Linked DNA regions of Homo sapiens: region 1 is linked to region 2. Evidence: read pairs that join two places in POLR2A ChIA-PET (ENCODE). Cell type or tissue: OCI-LY7. All regions are shown on one strand. Links, peaks and the distances in the headings refer to the core of each region. The heading gives the core; the rest is flanking DNA.

Region 1 (8,176 bases), core at 1,844-6,843, 170 kb after region 2:
ACTTGCACAAAAATGGCCTCACCAAGGAGTGATAGTGATGAAAAGATTAATGATGTCAAGGCTCTTGAAATGGAAAAAGCACTAATAACACAGATGCAAAACTTCAACATGCCTCTGACACTGGAAAGGACACAATTCATCACTGCTTGGTTATTCTGTCCCTGCAGCACCCCAGTGCTCCAAAAGCTAGAATCTGCATGTCTCAGGATAGACAGTGGAATAAGATGGCTTCGCCTGAGGTTCCAACGTGTCTGCAGAATGATTTCCATCAGATTGCACGGTAGGAAAGAATTGGGTAAAGTGGGAAAACAGCTGATCTTCCTATGGTCATGAGTTCTTTTCTATTACACCACTCGTTATTTTTAAGGGCAAAAAAATTCTTTGATTCTATCACCTATGTGTCAAAATAACTCAGCTTTAGTTGTCAAATAGAAATGCCTTTTCCAGTTTTCTGGTTTTAGTGAGTATGACAGAATCATGATTTTATATTTCACAAAATCTCTGGCACAAAACGTAATACAACAACATAGCAAGAAGAGATTGCCTTTCTGTGGTGAATTTTTTTCTTCTACCTTTTTTTTTTTTTTTTTTGCATTTTCCAAATTCTACTATGTATGCATATTACTTTTAGCAACTGAAAAACAACAAAACGAGACTCCTGAAGGACTATCTCAATGACCCGCCCCATCCTCAAATAGAATGGCTTTACAGAGTCCTTCTTTCCTCAATATGAAAAACTGTTAGAAATTGTACAAGTTAGCTGAGTGGCTCTTTTTTGAAATCACACCTTGATAAGCCTCTGGTAGCAATAATTCTTTTTTTTTTTTTTTTTTTTTTTTTTTTTTTTTTGTTGAGATGGAGTCTCGCTCTGTCACCCAGGCTGGAGTGCAGTGGCACAATCTCGGCTCACTGCAACCTCCGCCTCCTGGGTTCAAGCTATTCTCCTGCCTCAGCCTCCCTAGTAGCTGGGAGTACAGACATGTGCCACACCCAGCTAATTTTGTATTTTCAGTAGAGATGGTGTTTCACCATGTTGGCCAGGCTGGTTTCGAACTCCTGACCTCAGGTTATCCACCCGCCTCGGCCTCCAAAAGTGCTGGGATTATAGGCGTGAGCCACCGTGCCTGGCCTGGTAGTAATAGTTCTTATAACCAGTCTCTGAATTTTCTAACTCTACTGTAGAGTGTTGAATTTGACAGACCCTAGGGTATTTTTTTAAGATAAATGGTAAAAAATACAAATGACATGATAATGCTGGGTTTTATTCATTTAATCTAAGTAGTAAAAATAATTAATTTTTAAAGGGAATTTGAAAAAGAAAAAGCAGCTGTCATCATTTTAAAGTCCCATTATTGATTTACTAAAAAGTAAGGAACATATACTTCCATTACTGCCAGATATCAATTGGAAATTGTTATATGGGGTATGTATATCACCATCTACATGAGCAATGTCCAATAGAGCATTCTAAAGTGATAGAAATATTCTACATTACACTGTCCACTTAGTAGCCATTGGCTACTAAACACTCAATATTTTTTAATTTTAATTTTAATTAATTTAAATTTAAATAGCCACATTTGGTGATTATCTATTACGTTGAACAGCACAGATCTATGGATACTACATTTGATAAAGTTTTATATCCATAGTCAGTTTAAAATTGTAGATCTTTAAATTCTGTAATGTATAAGGTAATGCCAGATGCTAACTTTTTCCAGATCATTTGGCCTCAGAGATTTCCTTTCTTGAATAAAATACCATTTTCTGCTTCAAAAAGACCATTTCAACAACTTGTACAGAAATAAAAACAAGTGGCAACAATTAAGCTGAATATTTAAGTATTGTCAGACCAGGTTTATTATCTGCATGTACCAGATCTAATGTGGGATTGGGTTCTTCTGTCTCACTCCAGGATTTATTGAGATATTTATAAAGCTGTTGCAGCCTTCTGTTACTAGAGAGGAAAGAAAAAAAACAACTTTAGGTTACCACATACCATTTCTATTCATGCTGTTCATCCATTTATCAAGCTCTTCCATTTCAATTTCCATAACAGAGGGTGTATCTTCCTCAAAAATAGGGCTAGAAATAGAGAGCAAAAGACTTGTTAGAAAGAAATGTGAAAGATGCCTAATTTCATTTGGAAAGAGACTAGAATGCTGATCCTGAGGAAGATGAACTTGATTCAGTGCCTTATGCTCTAGGGAAGCCTGGGGGCTTGCCCTATTCCAAACTACCAAACTTTAATAGGAAGAAAGGCTACCACACAAACAAACATACATTTATCACAGGTCCAAAAGTGGGGTGCCCACAGGCCCAACAAGTGGACAAAAAAGGGAACCCAGGAGGCTGACTGCTCCCCTGAAGGTGCAAAGTCAAGTCTGCAAGGCTCCCAGGGTGAGGCCCTTCCGGGGAGTTGCCATATGAAGCATTTTAGCCTTGCTTAATTTCACTTCCTGTTCCTTGGGGTTTTTTGATCAGTGCCCCAGGTCAAGAGGCCACTGTCAACAGGCTACAGTTATCACCTGTCCCTTCAATTCCCAGGCCTTTCTCTCTTGGAGAAATGGAGCAGTTGCTTTCAGAAATTCACCGCCCTCACTTGCAGAAGCTCAAAGTGCACAGTCAGGGGACAGAGTCCGTGGTTAGTGGAGATGGGGTTGGGGAAGGATGGACCACCAGCTCTGAAAGCAGCGTAGGCGGTACACTGCGTAGAGGAAGCGATAAAGTTTCTAAACCAGGAGGCTGCTTGGAAGATGGGGAGGATATGGCATCACCCCAGAACATGCTTCTGAGTGGAGGCTTGTTTTTCTCTCTCCCACCCCTCCTTCCCTCCCTCCTCTCCCTTCCTCCTGCTCCTCCCACTCTTCCCTTCTCCTCCTCTCTCTCTCCCATCCCTGGGGGTTCTTGCTGTGTGAACTTCTGCTTCGACCAGGGCTCCCTGCTAAATACCAGCTCAAGTATCTTTCCTGGTGATAAAATTTCTAATCAGAGTAAATGAACCAATGTCCTTGAAATACAGCTAGGGATAGAATATTTAACTGCTATGCACTTGAAATTGGTAGCAGTCAGGATTCTTTTCTGAATGTAGGACAATGAAATAAAACAGATGCCAAGCTGTCTTTGCCCAGATCACACTCACACGCTGGATAGGGTTTGGGGATGCCAGCACATCCTCCCTCAGGCTGCCAAGGATCTCCAACCCCGCCTGGGAAGCAGGAGAGTCCCGCAAGATGTCAGAACAAAAACACCTGAAAAGGCAGCTGTCCACCTTAACAGTTGCTGTTCACACCCCAGGTGGATCAGAAGCAGCAGGGAAAACTTACACTTTCACGTTTTCACTTCCCAGTTCATCTAAAAGGAAATGAACATAAAGGTCATGTTAGCTTTGTTCTTCTGTAACAACTTTTAATTTCAACAACAGCTGAAGTCTCCTTTACAAAGAGAGCAAAATGACATTAAGTAACATTTTTAAAGGAGCGATCATTAACTTAGAGTCAAAGAAGTGTGGATTGCCATATTAAAACGAGGTCCTAATCCGTGTGAAATCTGCTTTCTTTTAGATGTGGATGGTCTGCTGAGAACGCTCACTTCAGACCAGATGTTCATCCGTCTTTATTTTTTACATCCACAAGAAGAGGAAAACATTGGTAAGGAAAGGCAAGGGAGGGTGAAACAAGAGGGCTTGCTCCTTGGCCTCCTTCAGTAAAATGTCCCAGATCTAAAGGCTGCTGCTTCATCTCCTGTGATACACCATGCTGAACACTGTGACACTGTGCCTCACTCCTGGTGGAGGATGTGGGATCTTCCATCAAGGGCTCCCCTTGGAATTTTCCTTTTACCCCTGCTCTTGGCATGGCTGGATCCCTCACAACTTCAGGGTCCCAGCTTAAATACTCTTTCCTCGGGGAGGCCTTCCCCACCTACTCTATTTAAAGAAGGGCCCATCTTTCCTGTTGCTCCCCAGCTCAGCACCTTGCTTGCATCTTTCATAATATTGGCCACAATTTCTCATTGGTCAACCCGTCTGTTTGATTTTTTTTTTTCTGTCTGTCTCTCTCACTAGACAAAGTACAAAGGGGCAGGGATCGTGTCTGTCTTATTTATCGTGGTATCCCCTCAGCTCTGAGCCAGCTACCACAGTACCTTGTAAATGCCTAGTCAATATCAGTGGAATAAATGATTAGGTGTTAACCTCAATTGTCCAGCACTGGGGTTCAATTCATGTCCAATATTTCAGACTTAGCATAGTGAAACTTCCAACAAGCCTGTTTTTAGTTCCTGTTGGTTGAGGTGAGAGTCAGGTAACTGTTTACAAAATGGCTGTAATGCACATCAGACTCCAAATGAACAAGTGGTGAGAATTGGAGCCTGATGTCCCAGCTGAAGCCCTGTTTCATTTGGCAGGAGAACCAACACATCCAGAGAAATGAGGCAATGATGTTGAGTGGATAGCATAGGCCTGCTGCACCATTCATCATGTGAAACCTATTGAAAAGCAAACCACTTTGTAGGGGCCCACCAAATAGTCAGAGGTTTCTGATCCTTGGCACTTAAAGGCCTCCTATTGTCTGTCCTGGAGAAATGGAGGTCCTCAGTGAAGGAACACAACCAGCAGACACCTGGAACTGAGTTCCTGGCAGCAGTGAGCTGCTGTAATTTCCTGTGGGTTGGCAAGCTTGAATGGCATTGCTAATCCAGGAAAGCTGGGCACAGATGTAAGTTTCATGCCATCACCGCTTGCCTTCCAGGAGCTGCAGGCTATGTCCTCCTGCCCTCCAGTAGGCATCTAAAGCTTCCTGCAGATGCCTGACTCCTCAGAAACTTAGATGGGGGAAAGGAGAATACACACACACACACACACACACACACACACACACACACACACACAGACACCACAAACCCACACTTTCTATCTAAAATATAAAGGCTATTTCCTTAAGGAATTTTAATATAAATAAAGCTCCTACACAATTGAACATCCCTGCAGGTGACCCGTAAAGCTCCTCCTGTTTTGTCACTCCCTCCTCCTCCCTCTCCCTTTTCCCCTGCTGAATAAACCCCTGACTATTTTCCCAGACAGCAAGTGGCTGCATGGCCCCACCGTTGTGGGCATGGATATATCTTTATAATCCGGGTTCCCCACAGGCTTCAGGGTGAGCAAAAGCTAGCCTGCAAGCAGATGAAGGAAAACTTTTAAAAGCCATCACAAAAGTGCTCCAGATGCACCAAATGTGAAGCTCCTGTAATCAGTTTGAAAACAGAGCAAAAAGCTTTCTACGGCCTCATCTTCCCTGCTCCATGGCTATTACCTCTGCTCCAGCCACCATGGCAACAGAAAAACATCTGGGAGGGCACACAAAGAGCAGAGCATTAAACCAGGAGGAAGACCAATTACTTGTCCTCAGCAATCAGGCCCTGCCCGCTCCACTCCACCTGGCCTATATATATTTATGAATAGCCACCTATTCCCTTTGCAACCAGGAGGCAAATGCAGCTCTTACAAAGCTCCATCTCAAACCCCTATTCCATTTTCCCTCCAACAATCCTTCCATTTCATCTCCTCCAACCCACTTTGTCCTCCTCCTTCAGTTCCTACTTCCCCCCCACTTAGCCTGACAGTACTCTCCTCTCAGATCCTCTCCTCTGTGCATTCGATAGTGGGGTTGTCTGGTGGAGGCTAGGGGAGGGCAGGAGCTACAGGAGCCTCTGGCTTCCTTTTCTTGTTTCCACGCTGAGCAGTGAGCAAGAGAAAGAGTCTCTTTCCAGAAGATTTACTGAGTAAGCCAGGCATCATGTAGCCACAGCCTGTTTAAAGGGGTAGTTTATCGCCCGCTGTTTTCCCTGCAGCTCTTTCAGAGAGACCTCACACATCAAGACACTGCAAATTTCATACCAGGAGGTCTAGGAAGAATGAGAGCAGAACATCACGTTACTACATCATGTTTCCCTTTCCCTGAACATGAAATGGACAAGCCCAAAGGAAAAAGTAATTTCCAATCAGATGAAGTGTTCTAAAAGTTTTGGCCAAGTCCTCTCCCATTGTCAAATTTAAAGACTTATTTCCTAGTATAGTATAACAGACCAGGCTCTACCCAAGTGCAGTAAGAAACAGTATGTCTGCTTCTAACTTCCCAGGGGACATAGTGTGCAGGTGTCCATGCTCTCCTATAAAGCATTTCTGTGGGAGCTTTCCAAGCAAAACGCTGGTATGACCTTCCATGATAGTTGTATTTTACCTGAAAAAAAATCAAATTTTGCTCATGTAAATATTCTGCTTTTATTAACTTTTAGCATTCAGTTTTTCTGAAAAGTTGTCCATCTGTTAAGCAGTTAGTGATCACGTCTGTGTTAAAGCATTGGCTGATAAGAGAAAAAAATTCAAATAAAACTCTCCATCAAAAACTTTTGTGATAAGCCAATTGTTTTGAAATGCTAAGTTTTCTCTGTTGTTTTTTTTAAAGTTAGGCATATTTAAGGTAAAAATAATGTACCAATTTTTAGTAAGGATAATGTACAAATTTGACTTTCCCTCTGAGCGTAGATGTTCTTTAATAAACATTCTAATGTTCTTTAATTAAGTCACTTATTCAACAAACATATACAAGCAGCTAGTGTGTGTTGGGCTAGGCGTTGAGTTAGGTAAAGGGATGATAATAAGCTAGCACTTAGCACTTATGCCAGGTACTGATTTTTTCTAAGTGATTTGCCTATATAAACCATTTAATTCTCACAACTCTATGAGGTGGGTATTGAATTTGCCCATTTTACAGATGAAGAAACTTAATCAGAGAGTCACGGTGCCAGGAAGTGCAAGCCAACCAAGCAGTGTGTGTGGTTTGAGTCTGGACTCTCAACCTCAATGCCACACTGTCACACAAGACAAATAAGACTAGCTCTTGGTTCTCCTGGACCTTAACGACCACATCACCCAGAAAGAAAAGAAGAAAAAAGAGAAGGAAGGAAGGAAGGGAAACAAGTCACCAACTTATGACAATGTGAATACTGTGAACAAAGAGTGTGAACAAAGTATTCTGAGAGCACAGAAGAGATGGTAATTAATTTTTCCTAGGGGAGGATTATTCAAGGCTTCCTAAAAACTGGGCCCTAGCAGGGGGGCGTGGTGGCTCACACCTGTAATCCCAGTGCTTTGGGAGGCTGAGGTGGGAGGATCACTTGAGCCTAGGAGTTTGAGACTTGCCTGAGCAACATAGCAAGACTCCATCTCTACAAAACGTTTTTTAAAAATGTCAAAAACTACTCAGGCATGGTGGCACAGGCCTGTGGTACCAGCTACTCTGTAGGCTGAGGTGGGAGGATCACTTGAGCCCAGGAGTTTGAGGCTGCAGTGAGCTATGATTGTGCCACCGCATTCCAGCCGGGGTAACAGAGCAAGGCCCTGTCTCTTAAACAAAACAAAAACAGACCTGGGCCCTGGAAAAAGGGATGGCAGTTTGCCAAGCAGACAGGAAGAAAATTCCAGACAGAAGAAATGGTATCAACCAGGCATGGAGGCATCCTGAAAGTCAAGTCAAGTTCTGGGAATAGCAAATACTTCAAGTGTTGTTAGAGTGGAGGATGCATGGACCATGTCTGAGGTTGAGGCTGGCTCTCGCTTGTAAATGGCTTTTGAACCTTGAGACTTTCACAATGAAATTCAATGAAAAATCAATTTCTGGATTTGGAGCCTAAGAGCCTCACCATGTGAGTGGATACCTCCAACATCCCCCCACCCCTTGAGTCCATTAGGTAAAACCAGTCATGGTTTGGGGAAGGAAATTATGACTTTTCCTGAATTTTAAAAAATTTAAAAAGCTCTGTTTGCTTTTTTTTCTTAAGCTTAGAAAGAAGCCTCCATATGACCATGTTATTAGGAAGTCCTGAAATTTCAAGCAGTGGAGAAACATGTATTTCCCACTTCTTTGGAATCTATTATATGGGCCTCTGCCATGAAAGGAAATACTCTTCGGGGCTTCTTCCCCAGCTCACATTTGCCTCATCTGCTGACTGTGAAAGATTCCTCTGGCACAGAGACAGTGAGGTGGGCATGTGGGACAAGGGCATGGCCCCAAAGCCAGAGGTGCCCTGTCATGGGTGTGAGGGACATAAAGTGAGTTTTGTATACATGTATGACTATGTATTGTATTAGAGACGTTCCTATCCTTTGAGTAACTTT
Region 2 (8,176 bases), core at 2,107-7,106:
GTTATTTGAAGTTGACAAAGAATACTGTCAAATAACATGAAAGGTAAGAATAGTCAATTCCCCTAATAAAAACACATCTAGCGCATTTATATTACAACCTCAACCTTACACAGAAAGCTAATGCTTTGAAGACAAGTGACATTCCACTGTTACACACCATTTCTCCAGAAACTAAACTAGACAACATTATAGGTCAAAATACATGAAATACACCTTCAACTGATCACATAACGTCACATAACGATAAAAAATAAGGAACTAAATTGGTACCTTAAAAATTAAAGACACTGGCTGGGCGCAGTGGCTCAAGCCTGTAATCCCAGCACTTTGGGAGGCAGAGGCAGGTGGTCACCTGAGGTCAGGAGTTTGAGACCAGCCTGACCAACATGGTGAAACCCCGTCTCTTCTAAAAATACAAAAATTAGTCAGGTTTGGTGGCACATGCCTGTAATCGCAGCTACTCGGGAGGCTCAGGCATGAGAATCACTTGAACCCGGGAGGCAGAGGTTGCAGTGAGCCAAGATTGTGCCACTGCCCTCCAGCCTGGGCAACAGAGCGAGACTCCATTTCAAAAAAAAAAAAAAATTAAAGACATTTACTTAATAGAGGAAAAACTTACATATTCCATACATAAGTTTACAAAAACACCAAAATATCATTGCTTAAAAATAATCTGGGTTGGGCGTGGTGGCTCACACCTGTAATCCCAGCACTTTGGGAGGCCGAGGTGGGCGGATCACGAGGTCAGGAGATCGAGACCATCCTGGCTAACATGGTGACATGCCATCTCTACTAAAAATACAAAAAATTAGCCAGGCGCGGTGGCGGGCACCTGTAGTCCCAGCTACTCGGGAGGCTGAGGCAGGAGAATGGCGTGAACCCAGGAGGCAGAGCTGGCAGTGAGCTGAGATCGCGCCACTGCACTCTGGCCTGAGCGAAAGAGCGAGATTCCGTCTCAAAATAATAATAATAATAATCTGTACAAGATTAAAATCAGTGAGATTATCAAAATCTATTCCTTCTTCACAAGAAAGATAAGAACCTGATAATCCTTAGTCTAAAAAGCAATGGTTTCTTAAACTATGAAATAAAATATGCAGTAATTGTCATAATAAACTATTGATATGGTTTGGCTGTGTCCAAACCCAAATCTCATCTTGAATTGCAGTTCTCACAATCCCCAAGTGTTGTGGTGGGACCCAGTGCAAGGTAATCGAATCATGGGGATGATGACCTCCATGCTGTTCTCATAATAGTGACTGAGTTCCCACAAGATCTGATGGTTTTATAAGGGGCTTTTCCCCCGATTCACTCTGCACTTCTCCTTGCTGTCACCATGTGTTTGGTTCCTCTTCTGCCACAACTGTAAGATTCCTGAGGCCTCTCCAGCCCTGAGGAACTGTGAGTCAATTAAGCCTCTTTCCTTTATAAACTACCCAGTCTTGGGTATATGTCTTTATCAGCAGCGTGAGAACGGACTAATAACATCTATTAAGGATGGCCCCTCCCTTCTTCAATCCAAAAAAAACTAAACATAAATTCACAAGACTAATATCAATAAACATATCACACACAGCTAATATTTTCACAGTAACACATGGGATCAAAACGTAAGGTTTTGCTTAAAACAATTAGCTGAGGAACTGAAGCACAAATACAAGGATAATTGCCTCCTTTGGGCTTTGACTGTCAAACACAAGAAATGCCAATGCTTTTTCGTAGTCCTATGACGATTAAAACTTTGTCATAGACCCAGGCTATCAGTGAGTATTTATTTAAAAACAAATCTGCAATATAACACCAAAAGAACAAGCAACAAAAAACAGATCAGCTGAACTTCAAAATTAAAACTTTTCTGCTTCAAAGGACACCATCATAAAAGTAAAGAGATAATCCATAGGAGAAAATATTTGCAAATCATGTATGTGATAAGGGACTAGTTTCCAGAATATATAAAGAATGTTTACAATATTCAACATTAAAAAGATAATCTTTTTTTTTTTAATGGGCAAAGGAGTTGAACAGATATTTCTCCAAAGAAGATATATGGTCAATAAGCATGTGAAATGATGCTTATCATTAGTCATTATCCAAATCAAAATCACAATGGGATACAACTTCATACCTACTAGAATGGCTGAAATACAAAAGACTGACAATAAGTGTTTATGAGGTCGTGGAGAAATTACAATCCTCATACATTGTTGGTGGTATTGTAAAATGGTACAGCCATTTTGAGAGTTCCTCAAAGAGTTACACACAGGTACTATATTATCGAGCAATCCCACCCCATCCATATATACTCAAAAACGTATCTACACAAAACTTATATAAGAATGTTCACAGAAAAGCGCTCCTAATAGCCAAAAAAAGAAGTGGATACAACTCATTAACTGATGAATACACAAATGATATACAAAGAAATATTCAGCCACAAAAATGAATGAAACACTGATACATGCTACAACATGAGTGAAGCTTTAAATATCATGCTAAATTAAAGAAGCCAGACACAAAAGGACAAATATTTTATGATTCTGTTTTTATAAAATGCCCAGAATAGGCAAACCTATACAAACAGAAAGTGTATTAGTGGTTGCCTAGGGCTGGGTGATAGAGGGCGTCCAGAAGAAGGATGATGAAAGTAACCTAAGATTACAAAGTACTGGTAGTTGCATAACTTGGTGAATATATTAAAATATCACTGAATTGTACACTTAGAGATGAAATCTCCTGGTATATAAATTTCATCTCAATAAAACTGTCACTAAAATTAATAAATTTGCTAAGATGAAATATACATGATAAGCATATAACACAAAGACGACTGCTTCCCTCTAACTCAAATATACGCATCAATAGGGAAAAAAATGACAATAAGTTACTCTTTTGTACTTAATACAACTCCAGAAATCAGTTACCACCTTCTAAAGTAGTAAAAATCTGTTTAAGAGATCTCTGTGGCATCATTTGCTCCTAAAAGTATTTATATTTATTACAAATTTACAGTAAACAGAACAGTATAACTGTTGAACATTTAGGCACCTACTGTAGTTACTATAAAATTTAAGAAAAATAATTTGGTCAAATATTTGCTGTTTCAAACACATTAAAAAGTATAATAAAAGAAGCCAATGCTTATCACTAAATATTTCCTCCTTAATAATCTGCTATTGACTATATTAAAAACAACCAAAAGCCTATACTATGACACCTCATTATGCAATGTCTCAGCACTTCTTTCCCATTCTGAAGCATATTTAATAACTTTAAAATCTATTATGATTAACCAAATCATTTTATATCTATATAATCACCATAGTACACAGGTATAAAATACTATGTAGTTGAAGTAAAATACATTCTGAGATTGACTCACCTACCTTTACTCAAAAATAAAAAAGTAAAAGCTTTATCTATGAAATCATAAGTTTATGAAATTCTTAACTACAGACACCTACAAAATTTTTCATATTTTAAGCTTGGAACAAAGAATAATCTAAACAGGAAATGCATAGACCCTGACCACAGTATTTGGTTCATGTTGGCATGTTGCAGCAAACAGGACCTAAATACAAGGAGGAGTCAAGCAATGGATGGCTAAAGAACAAATCTGTATTAGTGTTTTCACAAAAAAGAAATACTACAAAATCTCAAGTAGGGGAAATCCTGTTTTATTCATAAAGTATTAGCATTCCTGCTCACTAAAACCATTTCTTTCCTTGAACTCTTAATAATAAGGCTGTACACTGAAAGAATCTCTGGACACAACATAAAGAACAAGAGAGAAAAGGATTGGAATAGGTTTAAGGAGACAAAAATTCTAGTAACCAAGTAAAATTTAAAATATTAATTATAACTATAATTTACACTCACTATTGTAAATGTCATTCATGTAGCATATGTGTAAACTTAAGTAACACGCAAAATATTTAACATGGAGAATATTTACTTACCAAATATTTAGATAGCCTTTTTAAAATCCTGCTGGTGGTTGAGATTCCCTATATAATAAAATTTTTTAAAAAAGAAGATGAAACCATTTTCAACTTCAGAGTTACACCTACTCTGTAATGTCTACCTAAGAATTCCATTTAATGACGGTAATTTGTTTCAGTAAAACAGTTTAAAATCCAAACCATATGCTAAAACTTTGGTATATTATACATATGAAACAATTTTTTCATAGCCTTATAATTTAAATTTTATAGGTAATATATAGAGATGCTAATGAATTATAAAGACATTGGCTGAATTTACTAGACCATGTAAAGAATGAGCTCTATCACAACTTAGACAAAAAATTATAGATCAAGACCACGGCATGCTAACAATGTCTTAGGGAAGCATTCATGCATTCAGTTCTTCCTGACAATCAACATATAATGTAACACATTCTGGTATCTAGTTACCATCTTTTAAGTGGCACCTAGACAATCTAACTATAGAGTCTACTGAGTTAAAACAGAGCCAATAAAGTGGGAAAATATTTCACACAGTATTCATTCTATGTTTATTAAAAAATTAACATGAGGAAGCATTTAAAAATCCATCCTATGTTGGTACTTAAAAATTAAAATATTTTATGCATAACAAAAAGAAATGTATAATGGGCAAATCAATTTTACTATTTACAAAAGCTAGCGGTTAATAATTTTATAATAAACTTATAGTACAAATCCTTTGCATCAAGTCGAGTCCAATTTATTTCAAAAATCTAGAATAAAAAGCACTAAATAATATTTATGAAGCTCTTCTTGTCTGCCAGGCAATTTACTCTGTATTTGAAAAAGCATATACATACATTTTTTAATCACCTCATGCCTCACGGAGATTAAGTCATCTGCTTAAACATTGTAGCTGCATTTGATGATAAAACTCAGTATTTTTAAACTACCAGTATGACTCCTCAAAAACAAAACATAACAAATAAGACATAAAATGACATATTAAGTAAAACTGACTGCCTTCTCTAAAGTCAGGAATAAAGCTGTTTTTAAATTCCTCTTAAAGAATCTGCAGAGTAAAAATCACATATCATAACTAGCAGAAAATGTTGCCATACTAGAAATTATAATATCACATATAAAAATAAAAATGCTTTCTCATGAGTAAGCCACATCAATAGATTTTCTATGACTACTACTGTTAAAATCAAAATCAGTAAAATGAATAACATCTATCCACAAGCCACAGAAAAGGTGGGAAAAAAAATAAGATATATTAGAGACCTATATATATAAAATTTTAAATAATAAAGCTTATATAGTGACAAGATAAATACTGTCACGATATTTAGGCATAGATTTAATACACAGCACATAAAAAAACTGAATTTCATTACAAACAAACAATTTCATTACAATTACAGGGAGGGAAGGAAGGAGGGAAGGAAGGAGAGAAGGAAGGAGGGAAGGAGGGAAGGAAGGAAGGAAAAAGGGAAGGAAGGAGGGAAGGAAAGAGAGAAGGAAGGAGGGAAGGAAGGAGGGAAGCAGGGAGGGAAAGGGGGAGGGAAGGGGAAGGGAATGGGGAGGGAGGGAGGGAGGGAAGGATGGAAGGAAGGAAGGAGAGAGAAAGGAAGAGAGAAAGAGAGAGGGAAAGAGGGAAAGAGAGAAAGAAGGAAAGAAGGAAATGACTGGCGCAGTGGCTCACACCTGTAATCCCAGCATTTTGGGAGACCCAGGCAGGAGGACTGCTTGAGGCCAGGAGTCCGAGATTAGTGTGGGCAACATAGTGAGATTCTGTCTCTACAAAAAAATTTAAAAATTACCCAGGTGTGGTGGCACATACCTGCAGTCCCAGCTACTCAGAAGGCTGAAGCAGGAGGACTGCTTGAGCCCAAGAGTTCAAGGCCGCAATAAGCTATGATAAGGCCACTGCACTCCAGCCTGGGTGACAGAGTGAGACCCTGTCTCTTAAAAAATAAAATAAAATTTAAATAAATTAAAAATGAAAATGCAAGCTACAGTGTAGGAGAAAATATCAGCAATGCACATGTTCCACTAAAGACTCATACCCAAAATATATTCTTTAAAAATACTTCAACTCAACAAAAAAAACAAACCGATTTTTAAGATAGGCTAAAGACCAAACAAAACTTCACAAAGACATACTACTACCCTCCAAAATGACTAACTTTTATCTAAAAAAAGACAATACCAAGTGTAAGCAAAAATCTGTAGCAACTGACATTCTAAAATACTGCAGGTAAAAATGTATAATAATATAATACAAACAGTATGGGAAACTGTTCGGAAGTGTCTACTAAGCTGAAGATAAACCCAAAGACTAAGTGATACTACCCCTGAGCATACACTCAATGGAAATGTGTACATATATGCACAAAAAAATATGTACGAGAATTATCACAGCAGCACTATTTGTAAGAACCCAAAATTGATATAATTTGAATGTCCATCAGCAGAAGGGAGAAATAAACTAAGGATATTCACACAATGAAACCCTAAGCCTCAGTGAAAATGAAAAATGCTGTAAGCCAAATATCCATCTCAAAAACATACTGCTGTGGGAAAGAAGCCAGTTTGAAAAAACTTATAAATCATATAGTCTTATATACTTTATGATTTATAAAAATTCAAAAAAAAGCCAAGCTAATCTCTAATTACAAAGTCAGAATATTAATTACCTTTCATGTAAAGGAATATGACAGATACAGGGAAGCTCCTGAGAAGCTGATATCTTGATCTGGGTTGTGGTTACAAAAGTGTGTTCATTTTGTAAAGTTCATCAATATAAAAAGCTCATATATACTTTGTGTATGTAAATTATACAATTTTTAAGTTTTTCTAATCAAAGATGAAAAATTACCTCTCAATAACTTTAAGCCATCACACTAATTTACTAATTAAAAAATCTGAATCTCCTAATAATGTATTTCAATTTATTTCTATTTATTATATAAAGGTAAATTAAATATCTCTGGTCATTTTATATAAATATGTTTAAGAGTAGTTTCAATATAAATTTTACCAGCAAGGGATTCCTTATTATTTTCTACTAATGATAAAAAAAATTTCCCGTAAAATCTTGCTAATGCCCAGCCTGGCAACATAGGGAGACCCCGTCTCTATGAAAAATACATCTTTTTACTTAGCTGGGTGTGGTGATGTACACCTGTAGTCCCAGCTACTCAGGAGGCTGAGGTGGGAAGATAGCATGAGCCCAGGAGGTGAAGGCTACAGTGAGCAGTGACCTGCACTGCACTCCAGGCTGGGCGACAGAGCAAGACTGTCTCCAAAAACAAAAACAAAAACAAAAGTCTTGCTAATGCTTTCCTAGACAGACTCAAGTTAAATTTACAAATATGTAATTCTGCACACATTTTAAAAGCATTAATAGTTTAGTAAGATGTTGATTTCAAAAGCAACCAGATAGCCAAGCCAGGCATTCATAAAAACTTTAAAGCAAAGTACTCGGCCCTGTTGCTTAGAAAATCTTACATTTTTTAAAGCAGTACCTTTGGAATCTTTTGAAGAAAAACCTGTATATATATTTTAAAAGATGAGGTCTTACTCTTTTGCCCAGGCTGAAGTGCAGTGGCATTACCATAGCTCACCACAGCCTCAAACTCCTGGGCTCAAGCAATCCACCTCAGCTTCTGGAGTAGCTAGGACTACAGGTGTGCACCACCACGCCTGCCTAATTTTTTTTTTATTTTCCATAGAAACTGGGTCTTGTTATGTTGCCCAGGCTGCACAAAACTGACTTTTTAAGTCAGTCTAACTCCACAACCTCTCCAAGCATGAAACATGCTTCTTCCAATTCAGATACTTATCTTTCTAAATGGCATATTTTCACCAAGAATAACTTGAGACTTACAGTGATCATTATGGGCAACTTTTGATATGAACAAAATTGTTAATTTGAAAGGCACTCTAGAACAAAAAAGGAAAAAATCCCTCCCTTATGAGAAATTTGTCTTTTCTTCCTAAAAGAGAAAGATTAACTTATTGAAAATAAGGGAAACCTCCCCAGGGGTCACATATCTCAGCAAAAAAAAGACAAATACTAGACAGACTAGGAATATAGTTTAGGGTCCACTTTGAAGCCAAGAGCCAATGGTGACCAAATTAAGACAACAGATCCCATCCCAAACCTAAATAGCCCACAGAATCAGATAAAGGCTTATTAGGAAAATTAACCAAACTTTATAACT

What was found. Peaks named below come from ENCODE experiments on the same cell type or tissue, not always from the same donor. Only the 100,000 strongest peaks of a DNase experiment are listed, where the experiment ranks them.
Region 1: POLR2A ChIA-PET joins it to region 2 with 11 read pairs; 4 of 35 experiments call an interaction of 5 or more read pairs at or near these places.

The regions. Positions count from the first base shown.
Region 1 is chr4:152,641,089-152,649,264 of GRCh38, forward strand. It overlaps TMEM154 (transmembrane protein 154), which reads right to left. Exons shown (of 7, transcript NM_152680.3): 4 at 3,327-3,354; 5 at 2,000-2,085. Among named protein-coding and RNA genes, the nearest start is that of TMEM154, 35 kb to the right of the region's middle. RefSeq lists enhancers at 2,126-2,195, 3,341-3,400. In OCI-LY7, for the core only: no CTCF peak of the experiment used is centred there; DNase peaks (open chromatin) are centred at 2,433, 3,303 and 4,673; H3K4me3 peaks cover 2,970 bases; H3K27ac peaks cover 4,377 bases.
Region 2 is chr4:152,465,985-152,474,160 of GRCh38, forward strand. The region is part of intron 2 of FBXW7 (F-box and WD repeat domain containing 7); the gene reads right to left. Among named protein-coding and RNA genes, the nearest start is that of MIR3140, 19 kb to the right of the region's middle. In OCI-LY7, for the core only: no CTCF peak of the experiment used is centred there; no DNase peak of the experiment used is centred there.